2 separate regions of the Homo sapiens genome follow, and region 2 is linked to region 1. Evidence: read pairs that join two places in POLR2A ChIA-PET (ENCODE). Cell type or tissue: Panc1. All regions are shown on one strand. Links, peaks and the distances in the headings refer to the core of each region. The heading gives the core; the rest is flanking DNA. Region 1 overlaps ROCK2 (Rho associated coiled-coil containing protein kinase 2). Region 2 overlaps LOC124907735 (a long non-coding RNA gene).

The links. Peaks named below come from ENCODE experiments on the same cell type or tissue, not always from the same donor. Only the 100,000 strongest peaks of a DNase experiment are listed, where the experiment ranks them.
Region 2: POLR2A ChIA-PET joins it to region 1 with 9 read pairs; 2 of 35 experiments call an interaction of 5 or more read pairs at or near these places.

The regions. Positions count from the first base shown.
Region 1 is chr2:11,271,333-11,279,935 of GRCh38, reverse strand. All of the region lies in intron 3 of ROCK2 (Rho associated coiled-coil containing protein kinase 2), which reads left to right. Among named protein-coding and RNA genes, the nearest start is that of ROCK2, 69 kb to the left of the region's middle. In Panc1, for the core only: no CTCF peak of the experiment used is centred there; no DNase peak of the experiment used is centred there.
Region 2 is chr2:11,735,128-11,743,730 of GRCh38, reverse strand. It overlaps LOC124907735 (a long non-coding RNA gene), which reads left to right. Exons shown (of 2, transcript XR_007086220.1): 2 at 2,429-3,795. It also overlaps a transcript of LPIN1 not described here. Among named protein-coding and RNA genes, the nearest start is that of LPIN1, 7.2 kb to the left of the region's middle. RefSeq lists a silencer at 4,274-4,568 and an enhancer at 4,777-5,076. In Panc1, for the core only: CTCF peaks have their summits at 4,862 and 5,063 (motif pointing left); no DNase peak of the experiment used is centred there; H3K27ac peaks cover 845 bases.

The DNA of each region.
Region 1 (8,603 bases), core at 3,529-6,028:
CCAAGAGTTATTTAGAATTATGTTGTTTAATCTCCACATATTTTGGGATTTTCTAGTTATCTTTCTGTTACCAGTTTCTGGTTTAAATCCATAGTGATCTGAGAATAGACACAGTATGATTTCTATTTGAAGTTTGTTACGGTGTGTTTCGTGGCCCAGAATGTGATTTATCTTGGTGAACGTTCCATGAGAGTTTGAGAAAAATGTGTATTCTGCTGTTGTTGGATAAAGTAGTCTATAGATGTCAGTTATATCCAGTTGATTGATGGTATTGTTGAGTTCCACTATATTCTTAACTGGTTTTCTGCCTGCTGGATCTGTCCATTTCTGATAGAGCAGTGTCAAAGTCTCCAGTTATGATAGTGAATTTATCTCTTTCTTCTTGCTGTTCTATCAGCTTTTGCCTCATGTAATTTGACACTCTGTTGATAGACATATAACACATTGATGATTGTTATGTCCTCTTGGAGAATTGATCCTTTTATCAGTTATGTAATGCCCTTTTTTATCGCTGGTAACTTTCCTTGCTTTGAAGTTTGCTCGTCTGAAATTAATATAGCTACTTCTGCTTTCTTTTGATTATTGTTATGGTATATTTTTTTCCATCCATCTACTTTTCATCTATATGTGTCTTTATATTTAATGTGAGTTTCTTATAGAAAAAATATAGTTGGGTCTTTTTTCTTGATTCACTCAATCTCTGTTTTTAAATTGGTCCATTTAGACTTGTGACATTCAAAGTGATTGTTGATATAGCTGAATTAATATTACCATATTTGTTGTTGTTTTCTTTTGTTGCCTATATTCTTGTTCCTATTTTTGTCTTCCATTCTTTTTCTGTCTTTTTTGGTTTTAACTGATCATTTAATGTGATTTCATTTTCTCTCCTTTCTTAGCAGATTGTTTATACTTTTTTTTTTGCTTTTTATAGTGTTTGTCTACTTTTTTCCTTTTTTTTAGTGTTTGCCCTAGAGTTTTAAATATTTATTTACATTTCTGAGAAAATTAAAAATAAAACCACCAGCTGGGCACGGTGGCTAATGCCTATAATCTCAGCACTTTGAGAGGCCAAGGCGGGTGGATCAACTGAGGTCAGGAATTCGAGACCAGCCTGGCGAACATGGCAAAACCCCGTCTCTACTAAAAATGCAAAAAATTAGCCAGGCGTGGCGGCAGGCACCTGTAATCCCAGCTACTTGGGAGGCTGAGGTGGGAGAATCGCTTGAACCCAGGAGGCAGAGGTTGCAGTGAGCCAAGATCGCACCATTGCAGTTCAGGCTGGGCGACAGAGTGAGACTCTGTCTTAAGAAACCAAAATAAAATAAAACTACCTTTACAATCCAGCAATTCCACTAGTAGGTATATATCTAAAGGAAGTGAAATCATTATTTAGTAGAGGTATCTGCATTCTCATGTTCATTGCAGCATTATTCATAAGAGCCAAGATATGGAATCAACCTAAGTGTCTAACAATGGATAAAGAAAGATAATATGGTATGTATAAACAATGGAATACTATTTAGCCTTACAAAAGGAAGAAATCCTGTCATTTGGAACAACATAGATAATTGATGGTTGGAGGATCTTGTATTAAGTGAAATTAGCCCAGGCACAGAAAGAATACCACATGATATCACTTATATGTGGAATCCAGAAAAGCTGAGTGCATGGAAGTAGAGAATAGAATGGTGGTTACCAGCAGCTAGGGAGATCTTTGTCAAAGGATACAACATTTCAGTTAGATGGGAGGAATAAGTTAAAGAGATTTATGGTACAACATAGTGACTGTAGTTAATAATGTATTTTCAAAAAATCTCTAAAAGAATAGATTTTAACTGTTCTCAACACAGAAAATTAAAAGTATGTGAGGTAATGCTTATATGTTAATTAGCTGGTTTTAGCCATTCTACAGCATATACTTACTTCAAAACACCATGTTGAACACCATAAATATATGCAGTTTTTGTCAATTAAAAAATAAAATTTTTATGAAAGGAACTTCAAATGCTAAATGAGGAATCCTGCCTGTAAATCATGCTCTATGATTCCATAAGACATTCTGGAAAAAGACAACTTTGGAAGCAGTAAAGATTAGTGCTTGCTACCCAGAGGAAAAGAAGTCATACGAAAAAGATACTTGCACACACGTTTATAGCAGCACCATTCACAATTGCAAAATCTTGGGACCAACCCAAATGCCCATCAGTCAACGAGTGGATAAAGAAATTGTGCTATGTATATATGATGGAATACTACTCAGCCATAAAAAGGAATGAATTAACGGCATTCATAGTGACCTAGATGAGATTGGAGACTATTACTCGAAGTGAAGTAACTCAGGAATGCAAAACCAAATATCGTATGTTCTCACTGATATGTGGGAGCCAAACTATGAGTACGCAAAGGCATAAGAATGATACAGTGGACTTTGGGGACTTGAGGGGAATGATTGGAGGGGTGCAAGGGATAAAAGACTACAAATAGGGTGCAGTGTATACTCTTGGGGGATGGGTGCACCAAAATCTTACACATCACCATCAAAGAGCTTACTCATGTAACTAAACACCACCTGTACCCCAATAACCTATAACCTATGGGGGAAAAAAAGATTGGTGGTTGCCAGAAGGTTGTGAAGGGGTGAATGGGTGGAGCACAGCGGATTTGTGGGGCAGTGAACCTATTCTGTCTGTTACCATATTGGTGGATACATAACATTTTATCTGCTAAGGCCATAGAATTGTATAGCACAAACAGTGAACCCTAATGTGAACTCTGGACTTCGTTAATAGTAATGTATGAATATTGCTTTATCAGTTGTAACAAATGTACCACACTAATGCATTCCTGTAATATGTTAATATTAGAGGAAACTGAAAAAGAGAAGGGGACAGGGAGTATATAGTAAATTTGTGTACCCTATTCGGTTTTTCTGTAAACCTAAAACTGTTCTAAAAAATAAAGTCTATTAATAAAAACATGAAAAAAGAAATATACTCACAGTTTATCCAAGTCCCCTTTCAAATCACAGCATACCACTTCACGGGGGGTGTAAAATACCTTATAATAACAAAATAATCCTAATTCCTTCCTCCTGTTACGTCTATCATTGCTGTTATTCATTTTGTGCATATATATGTATACATACACACACACCAGTACACATACAGACAAGCATATGTTACTGAATATATTGTTGCTGTTATTATTTTGAACAAATTTATTTGTTAGATCAGTTAAGAACATGAAAATAACAGTTTTTGTTTTACTTTCACTTATTTCCTCTATTTCTATTTTTGCAAGAAACATCATTGGAGTTACAGGGTTTGCATTGACTCTAGGTTGTTTTGGGTAATGGTCATTTTAACAATACTAAGTCTTCCAGTCTAATAACAAGGGACTGGGTTCCATTTACTTATGTCTTCTTTAATTCCTTTTAGCAGTGTTTTGTAGTTTTTATTAGATGTCTCTTTCAATTAAGTTAATTCCTAAATGTTCTTTTTGATGTTATTGTAAATGGAATTGTTTTTGTAATTTTCATTTTAGATTGTTTATTTTTAGTGTATAGAAATATAATTGACTTTTGAGTGTTGACTTTGTATGCCGCAATTTTGCCTAACTTATTCTAATACATTTTTTGGGAGGTGGGATCTTTAGGATTGTCTACATAAAAGATCATAAATCACTTATGGACAAAGATAGTTTTATTTATTTTTTATTATCTAATTTCTCTGGCTAGAACTTCCAGTGCTATGTTGACTAGAAGTGGCACAAGCCTTTTCTTGTTCTTTATCTTAGCGGAAAAACTTTTAGACTTTCACTATTGAGTATGATATTCACGTGGGTGTTTCACATATGTAGTTTATTACGTTGAGGTGGTTTTCTTTTACTCCTGGTTTGTTCAGTGTTTTCTTTTTGTAAATCATGAAAGAGTGTTGAGGCAGGGCACGGTGGCTCACGCCTATAATCCCAGCACTTTGGGAGGCTGAGGTGGGCGGATCACCTGAGGTCAGGAATTTGTGACCAGCCAGGTCAACATGGTGAAACCCCATCTCTTCTAAAAATACAAAAATTAGCCGAGTGTGGTGGCAGGCAGCTGTAATCCCAGCTGCTAGGGAGGCTGAGGCAGGAGAATCTGTTGAATCCGGGAGGTGGAGGTTGCAGTGAGCTGAGATTGCACCACTGTACTCCAGCCTGGGTGACAGAGCAAGACTTTGTCTCAAAAAAAAAAAAAAAAAAAAAAGATTGTTGAATTTTGTGAAATGTGTTTTCTCCCTCAATTGAAATGATTATGTGTTGCTTACCTTTATTCTGTTAATGTGGTTTAATACAGCGATTGATTTGCACATGTTTTACCATCCTTGGATTCTAGGAATAAATCATACTTGGTCATGATGTGGAAACCTTTTAATATACTGCTGATTTCAGTTTGCTAGTAATTTGTTGAGAATCTTTCTGTTAATTTTCAGAAGTGAAACTGGTTGATAGTTGTTTTCTCGTACAGTCACCTGCCCTTACCTGTAGTTTTGCTTTCTACAATTTCAGTTGCCCGCAGTCAACCAGGGTCTGAAAATATTACATACAATAAGGTATTTTGAAAGAGAGAGAGAGACCATATTCATATAGCTTCTATTAAAGTATATTGTATAATTGTTCTTATAATTCTTTTTTTTTTTTTTTTGACATGAAGTCTCGCTGTTGTCCCCCAGGCTGGAGTGCAATGGCACGATTACGGCTCACTGCAACCTCTGCCTCCCGGGTTCAAGCGATTCTCCTGCCTTAGCCTCCCGAATAGCTGGGATTACAGGTGCCTGCCGCCACGCCTGGCTAATTTTTGTATTTTTAGTAGAGATGGGGATTCACCATGTTGGCCAGGCTGGTCTCGACCTCCTGACCTCAGGGGATCTGCCCGCCTTGGCCTCCCAAAGTGCTGGGATTACAGGCATGAGCCACTGCTCCCGGCCTGTTCTTATTATTCTTAATTTTTACTGTTGCTTAGTTTATAAATTGAACTTTATCATAGATATGTATGTATAGGAAAAAACATAATATATATATAGGATTCAGTACTCTCCATGGTTTCAGGTAACCACTGGGGTCTTGGAATGTATTTCCTGAGGATAAGAGGGGACTACCGTGATGTCTTTATCTGTCCTTGGTATCAGGGTAATGCTGGCCTCATAGAATGAGTTAGGAGGTGTTCCTTCCTCTTCAGTTTTCTAGAGAAGTATGAGAATGATTGATGTTATTGAAATATTTGGTAGAACTCACCAGTGAAGCCATTAGGTAAAGAGCTTTTCTATGTCAGGAAAGTTTTGGTTACTGAATCAATCTCTTTACTAATTGTAGGTCTATTTATATTTTCTGGTTTTTTGTGTGAGTTAGTCTTGGTAGATTTTGTGTTTCTAGGAATTTGTCTGTTTTATCTAAGTTATTCTATTTGTTAACATAGAATTGGTCAGAGTACTCTCTTAATCATTTTAATTTTCGTAAAGTGGGTAGTAATGTCCCCACTTTTATTTCTGATTTTAATAATTTGAGCATTCTCTGTTTTTTTAATTAGTCCATCTAGCCAGAGGTTTGTGACTCTTTTGGATTGTTTCAAAGAACCAACTTTTGGTTTCATTGATTTTGTTGTTGTTGTTGTTGTTGTTGTGTTCTCTGTTTTATCTTTGCTCTAATCTTTATTATTTCCTTGCTTCTGATGGCTTTGGGTTTAGTTTGTTTTTCTCTTTCTAGTTTCTTAAATTGTAAAGTTTCGTTTTTAATTTCAGATCATTCTCGTTTTTTTAATGTAAGCATTTATAGCTATAAATTTCTCCCATATACTACTTTTGCTGTATTCCGTTAAGTTTTTTGTTGTGTTGTTTTCATTTGTCTCTGGAGTATTTCCTAATTTCCCTTCTGATTTCTTATATGATTCGTTGGTTATTTGTGTGTTGTTTAATTTCCATGTTTTTGTGGATTTTCTCATTGTAGTTATTTTATCGAAGTCTTTTTTTTTTTTTTTGAGATGGAGTCTTGCTCTGTCACCCAGGTTAGAGTGCAGTGGCGCAACCTCGGCTCACTGCCAGCTCCACCTCCCGGGTTCACGCCATTCTCCTGCCTCAGCCTCCTGTCTTTTATCGATTTCTGACTTCATCCCATTGTGGTTGGAAAATATACTTTGTATGTCTATCTTTTTAAATCTTTTGAGACTTAGTCTGTGGCCTGACATATGATCTGTTTTGGAAAATGTCCCATGTGCACTTGAGAATATTATATATGTTATTATGTGTTCTGTATATATCCCTAAGATCTAGTTAGTTTATTGTGTTAAGTCCTCTGTTTCTTTACTGTATTTCCATACTCCATTCTATTAAGTGATAATAGAGAATGAAAGTCTCCAACTATTATTATAGAGCTGTCTATTTCTCCCTCAGTTCTGTTTTTGCATCATATATTTTGATGGTCTGTTACTAGGTCTATAAATGTTTGTAATTGCTGTGTCTTCTTACTGTGTTGAAACTTTTATTAAGATATAATGTTTTTTTTTGTTTCCTGTAACCTTTATTGATTTAAAGTGTATTTGGTCTGATATTAGTATAGCCACTTCTGCTCTCTTTTGGTTACTATTTCCATCCTTCCACTATCAATCAGTTTGTGTCTTTGGATCTAAAGTGATTATCTTATGGACAATGCATAGATGGATCTTTTTTTTAATTCATTCTGCCAATCTCTGTCTTTTGATTGGAGAGTTTAACTCACTTACATTGAATGTCATTACTGGGAAGAAGAATTTATTTCTGTTATTTTGCTATTTGTTTTCTATATGTTGTAAAGCTTTTTTTTTTTTTTTTTTTTTGACCCTTATTTCCTGCATTTCTCTTGGCTTTTGTGTTCAGTTCATTTTCTTATAGTGGTATGTTTACATTCTTTCTCAATTTGTTTAGTATGTATTCTGTTTTCTTTGTAGATACCATAGGCATTACATTTAACATCCTAAACTTATAAAAATTCAGATGTCAATTTATACCAGCTTAGCTTCAAGAATATACAGTAACTCTTGCTCTTTTTTTTTTTTTTTTTTGAGACAGAGTCTTGCTCTGTCGCCCAGGCTGGAGTGCAGTGGCACCATCTTGGCTCACTGTAACCTCTGTCTCCCGTGTTCAAGTGATTTCCCTGCCTCAGCCTCCCGAGTAGCTGGGGTTACAGGTGCCCATCACCGTGCCTGGCTAATTTTGGTATTTTTAGTGGAGACCATGTTGGCAAGGCTGGTCTCAAACTCCTGACCTCAAATGATCCACCTGCCTCGGCCTCCCAAAGTGCTAGGGTTATAGGCGTGAACCACTGCAGCCGGCCAGCTCTGCTTCTTTAACAGCTCTGCCCTCACCCTTTCCAGTTGCTGTCACAGAATTACCTCCTTATTCATTATGTGCCCCAAACCATAAACTAATCACTTTAAATGCATCAATTTTTTATATAGAACAAAATGGGTTTATGAAACAAAGTTTCAATAATACTAGCTTTTAGATTAATAATTTAAAAATATGTATTGGCCTTTTAAATCATGTAGAAAGCAAAAAGTGCAATTATAATCCATTATTACAGTAATACTGGACTTTATAATTGTGTGTGTATTTACCTTTATTGAGATTTTTATTTCTTCACATGACTTCAACTTACTGTTTAAACAGTGTGTTTTCATTTCACCCTGTAGGACTTCATTGACCATTTCTTGCAGGTCAGGTCTACTGGTAACAAGCTCCCTTAATTTTTGTTTATCTGTTAATGTCTTAACTTTCCTGTCAGTTTAGGGAAAACACAACAACCAAAAAACCCAGTCAAACAATAACAAAGCTTTGTCACTTTCCAAGGCAGTCCTTTCCTCAGATCTGCTCCAAATGAACCTTTCAATTCTACTTTTTTTTTTTTTTTTTGAGATGGAGTCTCGTTCTGTCTCCCAGGCTGGAGTGCAGTGGTGTGATCTCTGCTCACTGCAAGCTCCGCCTGTCGGGTTCACGCCATTCTCCTGCCTCAGCCTCCCGAGTAGCTGGGACTACAGGTGCCCGCCACCACGCCCGGCTAATTTTTTTAGTAGAGACGGGGTTTCACCGTGTTAGCCAGGATGGTCTCGATCTCCTGACCTTGTGATCCGCCCGCCTCTGCCTCCCAAAGTGCTGGGATTACAGGCGTGAGCCACCGCGCCCAGCCCCGAACCTTTCAGTCCTTTCAACCTCAGATGGCATTGTTTCAAGTTCCCAGAGCACCATACCCCTTGAGTATATCCTATCAATATGCCCTTTAAAACAGGGCAACAGGTTTCTGGTTGCACAAGTAAGGAGCTTGGAAATCACCATCCATCCTAACAACAAATAAAATGCTGAAGAGACTGAAAAACCAACAGTGCTTCCGGGATCCAAAAGACAGGTGAGGACACCAAACAAACCACTGACCCCAAACTAGAGAGACAAACAAATAGCCATGGCTATAAGATCCAGGATTCATAAGCAGAAATTGCCACGAGAACCAGTGCTGAGGTAGGAAAACCTGAGCTGTAACTGACAAATTGCTGGGGGCTAAGTGGTGGTCAAGTCAGACAATTAAAAACTTGCAGGGGACCCAGT
Region 2 (8,603 bases), core at 3,786-6,285, 460 kb before region 1:
TAGCTCTGTAACTGCCCGGGCAGAAAGGATCCCAAAGAGAGGACAATGAATTCTTCCCCTAGAGGTGCAGACTTTTATCCCTGGCACCAGTGCCTGGGGCTCCGGGGAAGGGAGGGCATCTCCTCGGGGTCTAAGGCCACTCCTTGGTTGGGGGCCCCTCACGAGGTGACTTTGTCCTGCGCACTCTCTTAAGAACCAGGTGGGAACCAGGGGCCACCTGGTGCCGCTTCACTACCTTGGTGGCAGGGAACAGAGCAGCCTGGGAATCCACCCAAGGTGGAATGGGGCCCCCTGGGTGCTGTGGCTGGCTGAGCAGGGAAGTTTCATGGGGAAGAGGCAGGTGTAAAAGGTTCTGGGTTCCGCAGGGAGAGGACAGTGATCCTCGGAGAGCAAACAGCTGGAACCAAAGCACAGAAGGTTTTGACGGTCACCCGGGCTATCCAGAGGCCCACTTCACAGTTAGGGCAGGGCCTGCAGATTAGAGTTGAGGCACAGGAAGTGGCAGAGTGATAAAGGCTGACAGCTGGACACACAGGAGCATCTTGGAGGCCCTAGGCTGAGCACTGGGGGCTACAAAGGGGAGCAGACCAGACACAGTGTCTGTCCTCAGGGAGTGCACAGTCTGGGTTGTGATCGCGTAAAAACTGTCACAGTGCTTCAGGCCGCTGTGAACTGAAGGGCCGTGCACTGATGCAGGATTTGACCTGCCCTGTCCCCAAGCAAGAGGATTCACCTGACCTTGGTGGCCTAAGCAGGCACCGACCTAGGCAAATCTAGGCCAGGTGTCAAGGAGCAGAATGAACCACGGGCCAGCCAGCAGCACATGCACAGCAGTCAGGCACGCACAGGTGCTTGAAAGAAGGCCGTGGCTGGCCGCTGGTGGGCGGGGGAGCTCGGGAGCTCACAGCAAGCCCCATGCCTGTCTCCCACTGGATGAAGCCAGAGGGGGTCTGGAACGCCCTTTCTCCTCTGGTCAGATTGGGAACAATTCATAATGAGCGGGGCTAAGACACAGAACAGCAGAGAGGCAGGAAAGAAGAAAGAGACCAAGGTGCGAGGAGCGGACAGGGAAAGAGACCTCAACATGACCAGGGATGGGAGGAGAGAACTCCATTACTTAGAAACAGTGGCTGCTATGCTGGGAAGTGTGGACTGTTACAGTGGGCTCTAATTCCAGGAGGAACAAAAAGACCCCGCATATCACCATGAGTCAGTCCTCTGAGTCGCCATGACCCATGACCTTGCTAAACAAGTGTGGGGCTGTCACAGCCTTAAGCAGCACATCTCAAGTCTCACATTCTCCAGTGCTAAGAAAACAGCTACACAGACAGAATGCTAAGGAGAGCTCAGAAGTAGAAAACCCTTAAGAGTCCCCCCTTCCTTAGATAGGAAAACTGAGGCCCAGAGAGGCAAACAATGGGTCAGTATGTGTGTCTAAACTTATCTAAACATAGAAGAGGTATAGTAAAAATACGGTATTAGAATCTGATGGGAGCACCATCGTATACGCAGTCTGTAGTTGACCAGAACATTGGTATGCGGCACATGACTGTAGATCTTCTCATTAATAATAGGCAACCTGGTCAGGTGCACGAAGTCTAGGGTTCAGAATCCAACAGGCTCAAATTCAAGTCCAGCTCAGCCACGTGGCTGAGTGCTGTCTGAACCTCAGCGTCCTCAGCTGTTAAACAGAGGTAACCATCCCCATCTCAGCAGCTTTGGGAGGAAATTAAATGAGATATATTGGGATCCAGATAACCAATAAAATATCAAATCACTTTACCAGTTCAAGCTCTTACCACTCAGTGATTGCATGGACTTATCACTGACGAATGAACTCAGGAGTTCAGGAGTTCGAGACCAGCCTGGGCAACATCCTCACCCAGCTAATTTTTGTTTTGTTTGGTTTGGTTTTGTTTTTGAGATGGAGTCTCACTCTGTCGCCCAGCTGGAGTGCAGTGGCACGATCTCGGCTTACTGCAAGCTCCGCATCCCAGGTTCACATCATTCTCTTGCCTCAGCCTCCTGACTAGCTGGGACTACAGGCACCCGCCACCTTGCCCGGCTCATTTTTTGTATTTTTAGTAGAGACAGGGTTTCACTGTGTTAGCCAGGATGTGTATTTTTTTATAGAGACAGGGTTTCGCCATGTTGCCCAGGCTGGTCTCAAACTCCTGAGCTCGAGTGGCAATGTTTGGAACCAATTTACGCAGTTCTTTTCCTTGCAGTTGCCAAACAATATTATTTATCTAATGGTCATAACACCTTAACAGTAATAGAACTACTGAACAGCAGTGCTTACTCTGCTCATGGATGAGGTTTCTAGTTGTCTTCTGTTAAGCAGGTGGCCTTGAATTCTGGCAGCTCACGCTTCAGAGTTACCTGTGGACACACGACATCATTCACAAAATGTTCTTTTTCTCTCCAGTGTCTCTCGAGAATGAAAATGACCAGGCCATCCTCACATTCTACAGAGGTTAACCCAGCAACTTAGGGACACAGCTGGGGCAGGACTCCCGGGCTCCTGGTCAGTCCCTCTATGGGGATGCTAAGCCTCAGGGCTGACATCTCTTAGCTCTGCCTTCCAGGGAGAATTTCACAGGGCCTCCCATTTGTGCTGCTGTGAAGGCCGTCCTGCTCCTTGTCAAGCCTGTCTTCTCCGTGGCTTGAGGAAGATCTCTTTCGTGCCCAAATTGTGAATAAGTAAACTGGATGCAGCATCTCTGATTGCTCTGGGAAGAAATTTATGAGAAGTGCCTGAGAAAAGTCATGATTTTATGCCTCTGCTAAGCAACCTGTTGGACACTGCTTGGTATCTACAGCTAAGTGGTTCCCTGTTCAGACCTGCTTCCTCTGATTAGCAGCCACAGATCTTCTGGGTTTTCACTTGTTTATTTCTGTTTATTGTCATCTCTGGGAAGATGGCTTCAAATTTTTTATCCCCCAATTATTTAACCCCATATCAATTGATAAGAAGATCTTTTCTTTCTTTCTTTCTTTCTTTCTTTTCTTTTCTTTCTTTCTTCCTTTTTTTTTTTTTTTTTTTCGAGATAGAGCCTCACTGTGTCACCCAGGCTGGAGTGCAGTGGGGTGATCTTGGCTCACTGCAACCTCCACCTACCAGGTTCAAGCAATCCTCCTGCCACAGCCTCCCAAGTAGCTGGGATTACAGATGAGTCCCACCACACCCAGCTAATTTTTGTATTTTTTTTTATAGAGACAGGGTTTCGCCATGTTGCTTAGGCTTGTCTGGAACTCCTGAGCTCAAATGATCTGCCTGCTTCGACCTCGCAAAGTGCGGGGAAGTTATAATTGAAGGGTGTGATGGTTAATTTTTGGTGTCAACTTGACTGGGTTAAGGGATACCCAGATAGCTGGTACAGCATTGTCTCTGGGGATGTCTTTGAGTGTGTTTCTGGTAGAGGTTGGCATTTGGATCAGTGAACTGAGTGAGGAAGGAAGATTCATCCTCACCTGTGTGGGCTGGGCTCCATCCAATCAGTTGAATTCCTCAATAGAACAAAAGGGCTGAGGAAAGGCAAATTCACTCCCTTTTCTGAAGCTGGGACACCCTCCTTCTCCCGCGCTTGGACATCAGCACTCCAGGGTCTCCAGCCGTCGGACTCCAGGACCTGCACCGATGGCCCCTCAGGTTCTCAGGCCTTTGCACTCAGACTGAGCTATGTCACCAGCTTCCCTGGTTCTCTAGCTTGTAGACAGCAAATCATAGGACTTCTCAGCCTCCATAATCATGTGAGCCAATTTCCAAATTAAATCCCCTCTCATTTATCTATATCTCTATCTATCTTATTTGGTTGTTTCTCTGGAGAATCCTGATACAAAGGGTTTACATTGAATGTCATTCGCATATGGTTATATAAATAGTAGCCGTTTTAACACCCTCATCTAATTCTATCATGAATGTCATTTCTGGATCTGTTTATATTGATTGATTTTTCTCCAGATCCTAGGTCATATTATCCTGCTTCTTTGCAAGCCCAGTATTTTTGTTTGGACACGGGACATTGTCAGTTTTGTACTGTTGGTGGCTAGATTTTATTATATTCCTTTAAACAGTGTTGTGCTTTGTTCTGAGATGCAGTAAAGTTACTTACGATTAGTTTGATCTTTTTGAGCCTTGATGTTCAACATTGTTACGGCAGATCCAGAACAGCCTTTGTTTTAGGACTAATTTGTCACCTCTTTGAGGCAATTCTCTTCTACTTTTCTCCTCGATGTCCTGAATTTTAGGGGGTCTTCCCAGTCTGGCTGATGGAAATGTAGTTTTTGTTGCATAAAATTTACCTCAAAACTTAGCAGCTTGAATCAACAGGTATTTATTCCCTGCAGTTTCTTGTGTCAGGAATCCAGGAGTGGCCCAGCTGGTGGCTCTAACTCAAGCTCTCTCGTGAGGTCGCAGTCAAGGTGATGGCTGGATTGGAGCCCTCTGACTGGGGCCAAAGGATCTGCCTCCAGGACGGTGACTCACATGGCTGTAGCCAGGGGCTCCATTTCTTGCCTCATGGACCTGTCCGGAGGCTGATTGAGCAATACAGCTTCTGGCTTTCCCCCAGAGGGGCTGACCCAAGAGAGAGCAAGCAGGAGCCACAAGGCTTTCTACACCCTAGTCTCTAAAGTCACAAACCATCATCGTCACTTTCACCACATTCTGTCCTTTAGAAACATATTAGTAAGCCCAGCCCACATTCAAGGGAGGTAGGTGTAGGCGCCTCTTTTTGAAAGGAAGACTATCAGATAATTTAGGGATCTATTTCTAAGCTGCTCTCACAGACACACAATATCCCCAGGCCTGAGTGATTTCTGGAGATCGTTCTGCCTGCAAGCTCCTTCCTTGGTGGTTTCCTCACATTCATGTGCAGACCAGTACTCAGCTGAAGACTCAAGGCACTCCTTGCAGATCTCTGAACCATTCTCTGTGGCTCCTTCTTCTGCAGATCTCTGCCCTGCAAATTCTAGCTCCCTTGGCCTCCCGGAAGCCCACACTCCATCTCCTGAGCTGGGCAGGCCCTCAGGCTCTGTTTGGGCTCCCTCTCCTGGCACTGCTGAGGTGGACACTTGTGAGGCTGCTCTTATTGCTTCCCCTCTCCCAGGAATCCCTGTCCTGTTCTGCCTATTGTCCAGTGTCCACTAACTGTTGTTTCACATACTTGTCCAGCTTTCCGGCTGTTTTTAAGACAGGAGGGTAAACCTGCTCCCTGTTATTCCATCAGGACCAGAAGTGGGACTCCCCAGCAGCGGTGCTGGCTCCTGAAAATGAGTCAGCGGCCATGTAGCAGAGGGGAGACTGACACCCTCCCCTCTTCTTCTTCTTTTTTTTTTTTTTTAATTATACCTTAAGTTGTGGGATACATGTGCAGAACGTGCGGGTTTGTTATATAGGTATACACATGCCATGGTGATTTGCTGCACCCATCAACTCATCATCTACATTAGGTGTTTCTCCTAATGCTATCCCTCCCCTAGCCCCCCACTCCCCAACAGGCCCCAGTGTGTGATGTTCCCCTCCCTGTGTCCATGTGTTCTCATTATTCAACTCCCACTTATGAGTGAGAACATGCGGTGTTTGGTTTTCCGTTCCTGTGTTAGTTTGCTGAGAATGATGGCTTCCAGCTTCATCCATGCCCCTACAAAGGACATGACCTCATCTTTTTTATGGCTGCATAGTATTCCATGGTGTATATGTGCCACTTTTTCTTTATCCAGTCCATCATTGATGGGCATTTGGGTTGGTTCCAAGTCTTTGCTATTGTAAATAGTGCTGCAATAAACATACATATGCATGTGTCTTTATAGTAGAATGATTTATAATCCTTTGGGTATATACCCAGTAATGGGATTGCTGGGTCAAATGGTATTTCTGGTTCTAGATCCTTTAGGAATCGCTACACTGTCTTCCACAATGGTTGAACTAATTTACACACCCACCAACAGTGTAAAAGTGTTCCTATTTCTCCACATCCTCTCCAGCATCTGTTGTTTCCTGACTTTTTGATGATCGCCATTCTAACTGGCGTGAGATGGTATCTCATTGTGGTTTTGATTTGCATTTCTCTAATGATCAGTGATGAAGAGCTTTTTTTCATACATTTGTTGGCCACATAAATGTCTTCTTTTGAGAACTGTCTGTTCATATCCTTTGCCCACTTTTTGATGGGGTTGTTTGGTTTTTTTCTTGTAAATTTGTTTAAGTTCCTTTTAAATTCTGGGTATCAGACCTTTGTCAGGTGGGTAGACTGCAAAAATTTTCTCCCATTCTGTAGGTTGCCTGTTCACTCTGATGCTAGTTTCTTTTGCTGTGCAAAAGCTCTTTAGTTTAATTAGATCCCATTTGTCAATGTTGGCTTTTGTTGCCATTGCTTTTGGTGTTTTACTCATGAAGTCTTTGCCCATGCCTATGTCCTGAATGGTATTGCCTAGGTTTTCTTCTAGGGTTTTTATGGTTTTAGGTCTTATGTTTAAGTCTTTAATCCTTCTTGAGTTAATTTTTGTATAAAGTGTAAGGAAGGGGTCCAGTTTCAGTTTTCTGCATATGGCTAGCCAGTTTTCCCAGCACCATTTATTAATAGGGAATCCTTTCCCCATTGCTTGTTTTTGTCAGGTTTGTCAAAGATCAGATGGTTGTAGATGTCACACCCTCACTTCTAATCTGACATTACCTCGCTCCCTCCTCCTGGTCCACTTCCCTATAAAAGTGATGCCCTTTGGCATACACTTCAGATCAGCACATCTGTGTCTAGCACTCCAGGCTTCATCCTTCTTCCCAGCTTTCCCCAGCCTTGTAGTCCACACTGCCTCCTTTGCCAGTCCCAGGGATGATATTCAAACTATTAGGCATGCCATGAACATGAGCCAATCAGAGCAGACACCAGCCACAGCAGAGCAGGGACCTGCTGGCTTATGGAGAGGGCTGCAAAGGGAAGGGGGCAAATCTAAGAGAATAGATGAGATGGCAGGAATGAGGCCACTTAGGGGACTGGGGACAGTGACTGCAATGGATATTTCTAAATTTCTAGTATTTCAATCATTGGCAAGGTCATAGCAGTGTATACCGGATGAATCTACCAAAGAAGAAAACATTTTTGGAATTGCTTTTTAGCTTCAACTGAGAAATGCATCTGCTATTGACTGAATCTTTGTGCCCCCCAAAATTCATCTGTTGAAACCCTAGTCCCCACTGTGCTGGTATGATGAGGTGGAGCCTTTGGGAGGTGATTAAGTTCAGATGAGCTCATGAGGGCAAGACCTCCATGATGGGATTTGTGCCCTTATAAGAAGAGGAGGAGACCAGAGCTCACTCTGTGTCATGTGAGGACAGTGGGAGAAGGCAGCTGTCTGCAAGCCAAGGAAAGTGGACATCACCAGAACCCAACCCTGCCGGCACCCCAGTGGCAGAGGTCCAGCCTCCAGAACCATGAGATAGAAATTTCTGTCTTTTAAGCCACCCAGCCTATGATATGTGTTCTAGCAGCCTGACCTAAGACAGCATTCTAAAGAGACCTGAAAAGATGCTCGCATCCTAAAGGGCATCAAATTGGTTTCAAATCCACAGAATCAACCTAGACTGAAGGCACCCCAGTGCTCAATTCTTCCCCAGGCTGCCCCAACACAGAGCTCACCAACCAGCCATAGAAACTGGAACCCCAAAGCTAAGGTGTCAGTCAGCTGAGTGATCAGTTTCTGGCCTCAGTGAGGGAAGCTGACTTCCAAATAAAATCAGGTTTCTGCAAAGAAGACACTGTGCAACCTGTGACAGTACTAGGACACCTGAGCCAGCCCCCCAGAGTCATAGCTCAGCCACTAAATGCCTCAGCAGATAGACCTTTGAACCCAGTTAAGATAAAATCTACAGTGCTAAGTGATATAACCATTTATCAGCTCTAAAGAATGAATTAGGAAAGCAGAAAAAGACTGAATTTGCTAACAAATCATATCATTTCATGGGAAGAATGTAAATGCTGTTTGCCTATATAGCCATTCACTTTGGCACGTGCCTGTTGCCTAGAGCCTAACACAACCCCTTTCATCGTTGACCTAGAACCTGGGGTTGGTGAGGAGAGTAACTATACTCTGAGGACTTCATTCGTCTCACATTTCCCCTATTCGACAATGTCCAGTGTATGCCAGACCCACAGAAAGGTCTCAGAAGACTTGTTGAAGGACTAATGGGTTGATTGGCTAAGCTAAGCTATCACAGGAAAGGGACAAGACACTTAGGAGAGTTATTGTCAATCTCCTAGATTCAAATACATGTTCCTGTGTACTTAGGAAAGCAAAATTGAATTTTCCTTTAACCTAAAGCATAACATTAATATAATACTTAACAAAACCACATACACCTAAAAGGAGCATCAAAGATGTAAGAGGAACATTATCCCCCTCCAAGGGTACCATGGGAACACTTTCTTTTTTTTTTTTTTTGAGACAGAGTCTTACTCTGTCAGCCGGGCTGGAGTGCAGTGGCACAATCTCGACTCACTGCAACCTCTGCCTCCCAGGCTCAAGCAATTCTCCTGCCTCAGCCTCCCAAGTAGCTGGGATTACAGTCGTGTGCCACCATGCCCGGCTAATTTTTGTATTTTTAG